2 separate regions of the Homo sapiens genome follow, and region 2 is linked to region 1. Evidence: chromatin loops called from intact Hi-C (ENCODE). Cell type or tissue: mammary epithelial cell. All regions are shown on one strand. Region 1 has its middle 33 kb from the start of ADAM20. Region 2 overlaps SLC8A3 (solute carrier family 8 member A3).

Region 1 (5,000 bases):
ACACAGCAAGACCTCATCTTAAAAATAACATAAAATAAAATAAATATAATTAAATTTTTAAAATACTAGAAAATTGGATTTTATTAAAGAATAACTGGATTTAAAAAATCGCAAGAGAGGTTCAACAGCAAACTTTTATCAAGCAGAAGACAGAATTTGAAAACTCGAGGATGGGCAATTTGAAATTACAGCCAGAACAGCAAAATGAAAAAATAATGAAAAGAAGTGAAGAAATCTTAAGGAAATCATGGTACTCCATCAAACCAATATATACATTATGGAAGGCCCAGAGGAGAAGAGAAAGAGAAAGCGGTAAAAACCCTAATTAAAAAAATGACTCAATAATTCCCAAATCTGGGCATGGAAATGAACATCCAGATTCATGAAGCCCAAACAGAATAAATCCAAAAAGGTCTAGAACAAGACATTATAGTCAAAATGTCAAAAATCAAAGACAACTACAGAATTTTCAAACCAGCAAGAGAAAAGTGACTCATTACAGGCAAAGGAGCTCCATAAGACTACTGGCAGATTCCTCATCAGAAACTATGCAGGCCAAGAGAGTGAGATGATATATACAGTCAGCCCTTCATATCGACATGTTCTGCATCTGGAGATTCAAGCAACTGTATAGCAAAACAAAAAACAATCTAACAATTAAAAATTTAAATAAAAAGTGTAATATAGTTAGAACAAATATTTATGTTGCATTTACATTTTATTGGGTATAATGAGTAATCTACAGCTGATGTAAAGTATACAGGAAGATGTACATGGTCTATATGCAAATACATTATTTTATACAACAGACTTTAGAATTTGTGGATTGTATTATCTGTGGAGTTTCCTGGATAACCCCACAGGTACCGGGGGATCACTACATATTTAAAGTGCTGAAAGAAAAAAAAAAAACTACTAACCAAGAGTGCTATACCCAGCAAAGCTGTCCTTCAGAAATGAAGGCAAGAAAAAATTTCCCAAACAAAAGCTGAGGAAGTTCATCACCACTATGTTTACCTTATGAAAAACGCTACATGAAGTTGCTCAAGTTGAAACAAAAAGACACTAAATAGCAACATGAAAGACCACAGGAGTATAAAACTCACTGGTTAGGGTAAATATATAAGTAAATATAGAATCTTCTAATATTGTAAAGTATGTAAGTCACTTTTAACCCTAATATAAATGTTAAAAGACAAAAGTACTAAGAACTATAACAATTAATGGATACACAATTTAAGATGTAAATTGTGACATCAATAACAAATAATTAAGGGAGAATAAATGGGTAGTTTTGTATGTGAGCATAGTTAAGCTGTTATCAGCTTAAAATAGACTGTTAGAAATATGTTTATGTAAGTCCCATGGTAACCAGAAAGGAAAAAACTTACAGGAGATACACAAAAGAGAAAGAGAAAAAAATCAAAGCACAACACTACAAAAATCAAGTCACCAAAGAAGACAAAAGGGGAGGAGAAGAAAGAAAGAAAAGAACTACAGAATAGACAGAAAAAAATTAATGAAATAGCAATAGTAAGCCCTTACCCATCAATAATTACTTTATATGTAAATCAATTAAATTCCCCAAACAAAAGACAAAGAGGAAGAATCTGGCAGAGATCAACCCCAGAGAAACCTGGAATCCTGCAGAAAAAGTAGGCGGGAGGCCGGGCGCGGTGGCTCACACTTGTAATCACAGCATTTTGGGAGGCCGAGGCAGGCAGATCACTTGAGGACAAGAGTTCAAGACCAGCCTGGCCAACATGGTGAAACCTCATCTCTATTAAAAATACAAAACAATTAGCCAGGCATTGTGGCAGGTGCCTATAATCCCAGCTACTCAAGAGGCTGAGGCAGGAGAATTGCTCGAACCCAGGAGGCGGAGGTTGCAGTGAGCCAAGATCATGCCATTGCAATCCAGCCTGGGCAACAAGAGCGATACTCCGTTCAAAAAAAAAAGGTGGGAATGCTGCTCTGCTCCCTTCACCCCTCTGACAATCTGCTGACCACCAAACTGTTGGGAACCCCTCTGTCCTCATGACCTAGGGCAAAGCTATCGGTGGTGACTTGGGAATTTCCCAGGGATAGAGAACCAGCTGGCTAGCTCCTGTAGGAATTCATGTACTCCCCTGACCCAAACTGAGATGACAGGTGCAATACTGGTGTAGATACCTAGTGGACCTCTGCCCTGCCTAGGGTTTCTCCGCCCTTGAGTCATCACACCACCAGAACCCTCACAAATATAACTTACAACCCACTCTGGCTTTGGCAAGCACAGGAGACTGATGGGCCCCCAGGAAGTTGTGAGGCCCCTGGAGATCTAACCACCAGCATGGGCTACCAACAAGGGAGTGCAGCCTACCAAAGTCCCCTTAGGACAAAGGGAATGTGGATGCAGCACTGATTGCTGAAGGAGGCAGTGCCAACACCAGGAAATGAACATGGAGAGAGGGACATCTCCCACCCATCCAATGCCATACACTATTGCAGACACAGCAGAGGTTCTTCCCACTGGGGGCTGGGGAATGCATTCGGAGAAAGCATTTTTTAAGCTTTTCACAGCAGCTCCATCCCTACTCAAAGTAAGCCCATGCTGCATGGGGTTTACTCGAATGGCGGGGCCTAACTCGCCCTCCCTACACAGAATGGCAGCATCCCAGCAACAGAGAACAGAGAAATCACAGAGTTGCCTGCCCTGAACTGGGGTAAGATACTCTGTCCAAGCCTTCAAGAGGGTGTTTCGGTGGCCCACAGCTGCTCTGCAACCAGGAACCAAAAGTATTTATGAACTAAGGTCGTGAGCTTTGCAACAGGGGCAAGATAGGGAAGCAGATGGCATTCCTGCTGACTCAGGATAAGGACCTGGTGCACCTCCCCAACCTTTCCTCCAAGATCTCAGCGGGCCCCAACAAGATTGCTTCCTGTTCCCACTGGCCCCCTAACCCCTCTCATGCCTCCTGTCAACACAGGTGCTACCACTTGACATCAGCCTGGGCATGAGCTGTCTCCTACTCTTAAGTGTCATCTCCATCTACTGGACTACAGCCTGAACTGCACCACCAAACAAAAAACCTGCTACCAGAAGGGCTTAGTGCTAGTCTGAGATAAGTTTCCTAAGACCTATGCACCTGCACTCTCAATCCCACAGGAAATAGTGTGTCCGCTCATATGTTCAATACATCGCTACAACAATCAGCATCTAAGAAAGTCACTACACAGAGGCTATCCACAACCAACGTACCCATATACAGCCTTGGCCCACTGAAAGTACCAATAAATGAAACAAAAAGATCATACACAACATACACCACAGTCATACCCTAAAGGGAAAAAGGATTGAAAAATTAAAAGATCCCATGCAAATGATAGCAAACTCAAAAATGAGAAGTAGCAGCTCCTCAGACGAGAAGGAATCAGCAAGAACTCTGGCAGTATAAAAAGCCAGGATGTCCTGACACCTCCAAAGGATTGCACCAACTCTCTAGTAATGGATACTAACCAAACTGAAAAATTTGAAATGATAAAATATTCAAAATAAGGATATCAAGGAAACTCAGTAAGATCCAAGAGAAAGTTGAAATCCAATACAAAGACACTAGAAAAATAATTCAGGGTATGAAAGACAAGATAGCTGTATTAAGAAAAAAACAAATAGAACTTCTGAAATTGAAAATTTTGCTAAAGGAATTTCAAAATACAGCTGGAAGTTTTAATAACAGATTACACAAAGCAGAAGAAAGAATTTCAGAACTTGAAGGCTGGTCCTTCAAATTAACCCAGATAAAGCAAAAAAAAGAACAAAGCCTTTGGAAATACAAAGAAAAAGCAAGCAAATTGGAAAACATATTTGAGGAAATAATTCAGGAAAATTTCCCTAATCTTGCTAGAGAGGTCAAGAACCAGATATAAGAAACTGAGAGTACACCTGAGAGATACTATACAACACAACCGTTCCCAAGGTTAATACAAAAAAAAACCTTAAAGGTAGCTAGAGAAAAGGCCCAAATTACCTATAAAGGAAGTCCCATCAGACTAACAGCAGACTTCTCAGCAGAAACCTTACAAGCCAGAAGAGACTGAAGCCTATTTTTGCCTTCTTAAAGAAAAAAAAATGGCAGCCAAAAAGTTCATATCCTGCCAAACAGCTTCATAAATAAGGGAGAAATAAAGCCTTTATTAGAGAAGCAACTGTTAAGGGAATTTGTCTCCACCAGATAAGCCCTACAAGAAATATTCACAGAAGTTCTAAAGATGGAAACGAAAGAATGATACTGCTACCATAAAACAACACATAAGTACAAAGTTCTCAGATGCTACAAAACAATTACACAATTGAGACTACAAAACAACTAGCTAAGAAAGCTATGACAGAAATGAAACCTCACATATCGATATTAGTCTTACATGTAAATGGTCTAAATACCCTACTCAAAAGACACAGAGTGGCAAATTGGATTTAAAAAACAGTATTCTGCTGCCTTCAATAGATCTACCTCACAGGGAACGGCATTCCCACACTAAAAGTAAAGAAATGGAAAAACATCTATCATGCAAATGAAAAACAAACAAACAAAAAAGAGGATGAGTTGCTATTCTTGTAGCACATAAAACAGACTTTAAATGAACAAAGCTAAAAAAAGAAAATGAAAAAGATGGCATTATTTAATGATAAAACATTCAATTCAATCAAGAAGACTTAACTATCCTAACTATACCTGCACCCAATGTCAAAGTACCCATATTTATAAAACAAATACTAGTAGACTTCAGAGATACACAGTGAAACAATAATAGTGGGGGACTTCACTACCCCACTGACAGCATTAGACAGATCACTGAGGCAGAAAACTAACAAAAAAAAAAAAAAAAAAAAAAAAAAAAACACTCTGGACTTAAACTGGACTCTTGACCAAAAGTACCTAATAGACATCTACAGAATATTCCACCCAAGAACCGCAAATACCCACTTCTTTAATCATCTGTACATGCAACATTCTCTA
Region 2 (5,000 bases), 520 kb before region 1:
AGAGGGAAGCAAGGGTGAGAGAGGCCAGGTGGCTTGGGGGAGGTAGGGAATGTGGGCTCAGTTCCTGATGGCTTTCAGGCTCCTACGGCCTGGCTGTGCCTCCTGCCTTGGGTTCCACAAGATCCTGCCACCAGGCCTTCGCAGTATTGCCCCTGTTCTTTGAACAAGTTTAGTGGGCTTCTTGATCACTTGCCCCATGTAGACTGTGAGTTCTTTTGTTTGTTTGTTTGTTTGTTTTGTTTTGTTTTAGAGAGAGTCTTGCTCTGTCGCCTAGGCTGGAGTGCAGTGGCACAATCTTGGCTCACTGCAACCTCTGCCTCCTGGGTTAAGCAATTATTGTGCCTCAGCCTCCTGAGTGACTGGGATTACAGGCATGTGCCACCATGCCTGGCTAACTTTTAAAAATTTTAGTAGAGCTGTTAGCCAGGCTTGTCTTGAACTCCTGGCCTCAAGCGATCCACCCACCTCAGCCTCCCAAAGTGCTGGGATTATAGGCATGAGCCACCATGCCCAGCCTAGACTGTGAGTTTCTTGAGGTCAGGAACTATGTCTTGCTCTTCTTTGTATCACCAGAGTGTCATTCAATATATTCAACATGCTCCTAAATTTTTTGTTGAATGAATGATGAGTAAATGAATGAGTGAAGACATGTCTGTTGGTAATAGGTGCAGGGCACTGTTTTCCTAGCTGGAGTCTGTCACGGCCAATGCCTTTCTGATACAGAAACCTCCTTCCTCCATAATTACCACAGCTTTTACTACTACTTACATCTTCCAACTTCGCAAAGTCCAGGTTTTGACAAGTGGCATTTTCCTGAAGTATTTTTGCTTAGAATATACTGGGTCTGACACATTGGCACCTGAGTGTGAGAGGAGGTGACACCTTCACCTGAGTCACGTCTCCTCACAAGAAGCCCACAGTGGCCCCCTGGACCTTTCACTGAAGAAACACAGGTAGAAGCAAGCTGTATGTAGAGAGATATAGTATAGCTTTTATTTTTTTTTTGAACCAACCCAACATTTCCACTGGCAACTGTCAACATAGCTTATGACATGAGCACTGTTTCTTTTTTAATTATTTTTTTCTTAAAAAATGTGTTTAAAATTAACAGGTGTTTTTTAATTTCTTCCCCCCCCCCCTTAGAAAATGTATTTATGTCAATGCAGAAAGCCTAAAGATCCGTGGGCAGTTTCGTGATGACATCTTATGTCTGTTTATTTGTGTGTTTGTGTGCGTGTTTTAAAGCCAGGTCCTTCCCACATTCGTTGAGAAAAGGTCTGTAGGGCACGGAGATCTCTTTCTCCAAAAACCCAGGCTCCAAGGGATTATGACAACTAAGATTCCTCTTACTGGAGCAAGAACTACCCCATAGGCTGGAAAAATAGCTTCATGAAGTTTAAGAACAAGCAGGAACATGGGAGAAATGAGGAATTCCAGTTCCTATCTTGTAAAAATGCTTTCATATGTGACCTGAGGGACCAGGAGAGGTGAAGGGAGCCCCTGGTTCTCTTATAAAATCTCTAAGTTTTTACACCACTTCAAGAAATATAGTCAGCCCTCTTTGTATAGAGCATTAGGAAGCAAGAGCGTGGTGAAGCTGACATTTCTCAGGCACATTGACATTTAAAATACAAACTTTTCTCTTAAAGATCTCACTGGTTGGACATCTCTTCTCTCCTGCCTCAGGTACAAAGCCAAAGATAATCAAGAAGGCCTGTATCCCTTTTGTTCTTCCAGTAGCCCTTTGTCGTCACACACCATTCCTATTTTTGTCCCATCTCTTCTATTTGGCGGGTCTTCCTGCAGAAGGATACACAAGTGGACACTGACACAACAAGACACACAGAATTGGAAAGGCTTGGGCAAAGAGGGACAATTGCTTTTTGTATCTGACTTGATTCAACATAAGCATAAAAAGCTCCTCCTGCTCCAGTTGAAGCTCCTGTAAGATCTTTAGTACCCTGCGTGGGTGAGTGAGCTTATTTCTACCCCAACACCATCACTCCTCCCAAGAACTCAGAGAAAACAGTGAGATGGGGAACTGGATCTTGATGGAGCCAAGAGGTGGCAGGAGAGCATGTGTCTAAAAATTCATGTTTCTCTCTGTTGGCTCGGACCTGGAATTCCTTTGTGGCACCTTTTTCACTCACTTCAGAAAAAAAAGACAAAACAAAATAATAAGCAAAACCTAATGGCAAAACGAAAGCAACCACAATAATGATTACAATGAAAAAAGAACCCCACCCCAGCCACATGAATGTGACTCATTTTCACGTCTTGTCAGCTGAGTGAGATAATAGGGACATATGGAATTGGGCAGAGAGGAGAAACCCTGCTTCCAAAGAAATGAGAGGCAAAGGAATAATCAAAAGATGGAATAGAAGGAGGCGAAAGGCTCTGACCTTTGCTTTGGGTCAGGGATATGAGGGGGAGATGGGGTGGAGGTGGATTTGTTGCTGTTGCTTGTTTGTATTCAATTAAATACTGTGTAAAGTCGGTGATTCCTCCATTGTTTGATTGATTAAGACTTTGCCCTTTCAGTTAATTGCCAGGGCCTAAGTTGGGTGAAGTTCCTGGGGCTTAGGTCCTGATGCTGCCTCTCCAGGGCAGTGCAGTCGGGAGAGATCACTGGTGGGGAAGTGCCCTTCTCTTAGGAGAAGTCCTAGGCCTGCCCTGCTGGAGGCTCTGTTGTGTGGCTTAGAACCCCTTGATGTAGCAATAGGCCTCTAGTGTGGCAAAGAGTATGTAGAGGAGCCACAGGCTCACAAAGAGCCATGTTGTGGCGAGCTTGCAGCCACGGGGGCCACCAAGCTCCCCTCCCAGGTGCGGCCGCCTTCGGTACAAGAGCACGCTGATGCAGACAAATGCAAAGATGGTGAAGAGGGTGACGGAGAAGGCCAGTGTGCCGGCCGACACGTGGAACTCCTGTCCCTGCAGAGCCCAGTAGATGGCGGCCACGGACCAGGCCAGGCCGATGCCCAGGAAGACATTGACGGCGTTGCTGCCCGTCACGTTGCCAATGGAGGCGTCTGCATATACATCCTGGAGGGCAGCAGCTTTGCTGGCAAACGTATCTGGAAAAGGACAAAGACACATGGGAACTGGTAGGAGGCTAAGGTGTGCAGGGCTTGTCTTCCAGTATGCCCAAAAAGCAGCTTGAGCTGGTGGGCTGAACCCAGGAATGAGAGACAAGGGCTAGGGGGCCACTCCTAACTCCTAGTTCTGCCGCAAGCAAGCCGTGTGGCCCTGGGTAGGTCACATCCCTAGTCTGGGCTTCCCATTCCTCATCTGCAGTGATCTGAAAGATTCTGAAGGGCTTTCCAGTTCTGATATTTACTGAGTGGGCTTATTGTTCTCCTTTGACTACTTTTTCAGTAAGGGAAGTTTGCCATCCCATAATATCTCCCCAGGGAACCTTGACACCCTGGGAAGCTGCTTGGAGTAGATGCCTGATTTTAACTGTCATATGGGGCATTTATTCACGAACCACCAACAGTTATTGAGCAATGCCTACTGATTGAGCACTGGGTGAGGTGCTGGATTTTGGGGACAGAGGACATGTTGGGGAACCATGATGGGGACATGCAGGGTGAACTGTGGACTCAAGGAAGACGGGGCTCTGTCTTTGTGGTTTATATATGTATCACAGGGCCTTGCAGGGTGTTTGACTTTAGATCTTGGCACAGATTGTAGATACAGGGAGGACTGTCAGAGACATCTAGCCCAATTCTTTTATTTTACAGGTAAGAAAAATAAGGGTCAAAGAATTTACCCAAGGTCACATAGGATGTTAGCAAGAGACTTGACCCTAAAGTCCTCATGTAAGGACCCTTTCCATACCTTCAACTATATCCAAAGAGCTTCAGCCAAAGCCACTAAATCAGATGAGTGGATCACAGGGTAACCTTCTTAAAGCCTCAAATGTTGTTAGCTGTTGTCTTGGCCAATTGCAAGGACTTGGAGATGCCCAAAGGTATCTGCCTGGCTTACCTCATTATTGCCATTTTTTTTAGATCTCCCAGAGAAAACCTCTTACCCTTTCTTGCCTATGGCCTTGTTTTTTTGTTTGTTTGTTTGTTTTTGTTTCTGTTGTTATTGTTGTTTTTTGCTTCTGATCCTCTGATATTTCTTCCCACCTCTATGCTTTCCCCCATATTTCCTCCCTCCCCTCTGATAGTTCAGGTCCCCCAAGGCTTGGAGAACAGAGATCACAGGGCATCTCATCCACAGGCCTTCCTGGGATCATCCATCTAATTTCCAACCTTCTGATGCATTTCCACGATAGCTAAATCTCTTGCATCACTAATGGACAAATAATACCGCTGGCCTGCGCTGGGGTTTTGGAAAGAGGTTTTCCTAGAATTTGATGTGAATTCAGCTACTCTCTTGAAGGATATGTTTGCTTGGTACAGGAAAGATTTCCCTTGGCCCAGCCAGAAAAGTCCTGTCTGATGAGATTCAGCCTAACTTCCCTGCAGGAGGATGTGCTCTGTTTCTTTCTGGGGCAACTGGGATGCCAGCTCCCTGGCAGAAGTTCAGAGTTCAGAGGCCCCAAAGCCCCTAACTGAATTAAGTAAAGAACCTGGGCTAGTGCAGCCCCTGTCTACCTGCTAACTCCTACATTCAGGCCCAACTTCCTTCCGTATGCAGTACCTTTTCTTTTTCTTCCTAGGATTTAACAAGATAACTTTAATTACAGTAGTTGAGAGTTGCCTCCTTCAGTAGATTATAAACTCCACGTGGAGAAGGAAGCATGTGTATCTTGCCTTTCACTATAGTCCCAAAAACTAGCACAATACTGTAACAGGCATAATAGGTGCTCAGTAAATATTTGTTCAATGAGTAAAGGAATGTCCGCTCCTTTCTGTTTGTCTCTGAGTGTTCCTAAGAAAAAGAAAGAGTATGTAATTCATCCTATAAAAAGATAAAAGCTGTGGAACTTCCTTTGGCTGTCCTGCTAGGAGATACTTTGTACTCACAGTGTCCTTCCAAGTAGAGGA

Evidence for each region. Peaks named below come from ENCODE experiments on the same cell type or tissue, not always from the same donor. Only the 100,000 strongest peaks of a DNase experiment are listed, where the experiment ranks them.
Region 2: a loop joins it to region 1, with 9 times the contacts of the local background. A loop is called at or near these places in 7 of 110 quality-filtered maps.

What each region holds. Positions count from the first base shown.
Region 1 is chr14:70,565,033-70,570,032 of GRCh38, forward strand. It overlaps a transcript of ADAM20 not described here. Among named protein-coding and RNA genes, the nearest start is that of ADAM20, 33 kb to the left of the region's middle. In mammary epithelial cell, a CTCF peak has its summit at 3,034 (motif pointing left); no DNase peak of the experiment used is centred here.
Region 2 is chr14:70,043,250-70,048,249 of GRCh38, forward strand. SLC8A3 (solute carrier family 8 member A3) reads right to left here. Exons shown (of 7, transcript NM_182932.3): 7 at 966-3,074. The coding sequence ends at 2,698. Among named protein-coding and RNA genes, the nearest start is that of SNORD169, 68 kb to the left of the region's middle. In mammary epithelial cell, a CTCF peak has its summit at 2,950 (motif pointing right); no DNase peak of the experiment used is centred here; H3K27ac peaks cover 315 bases.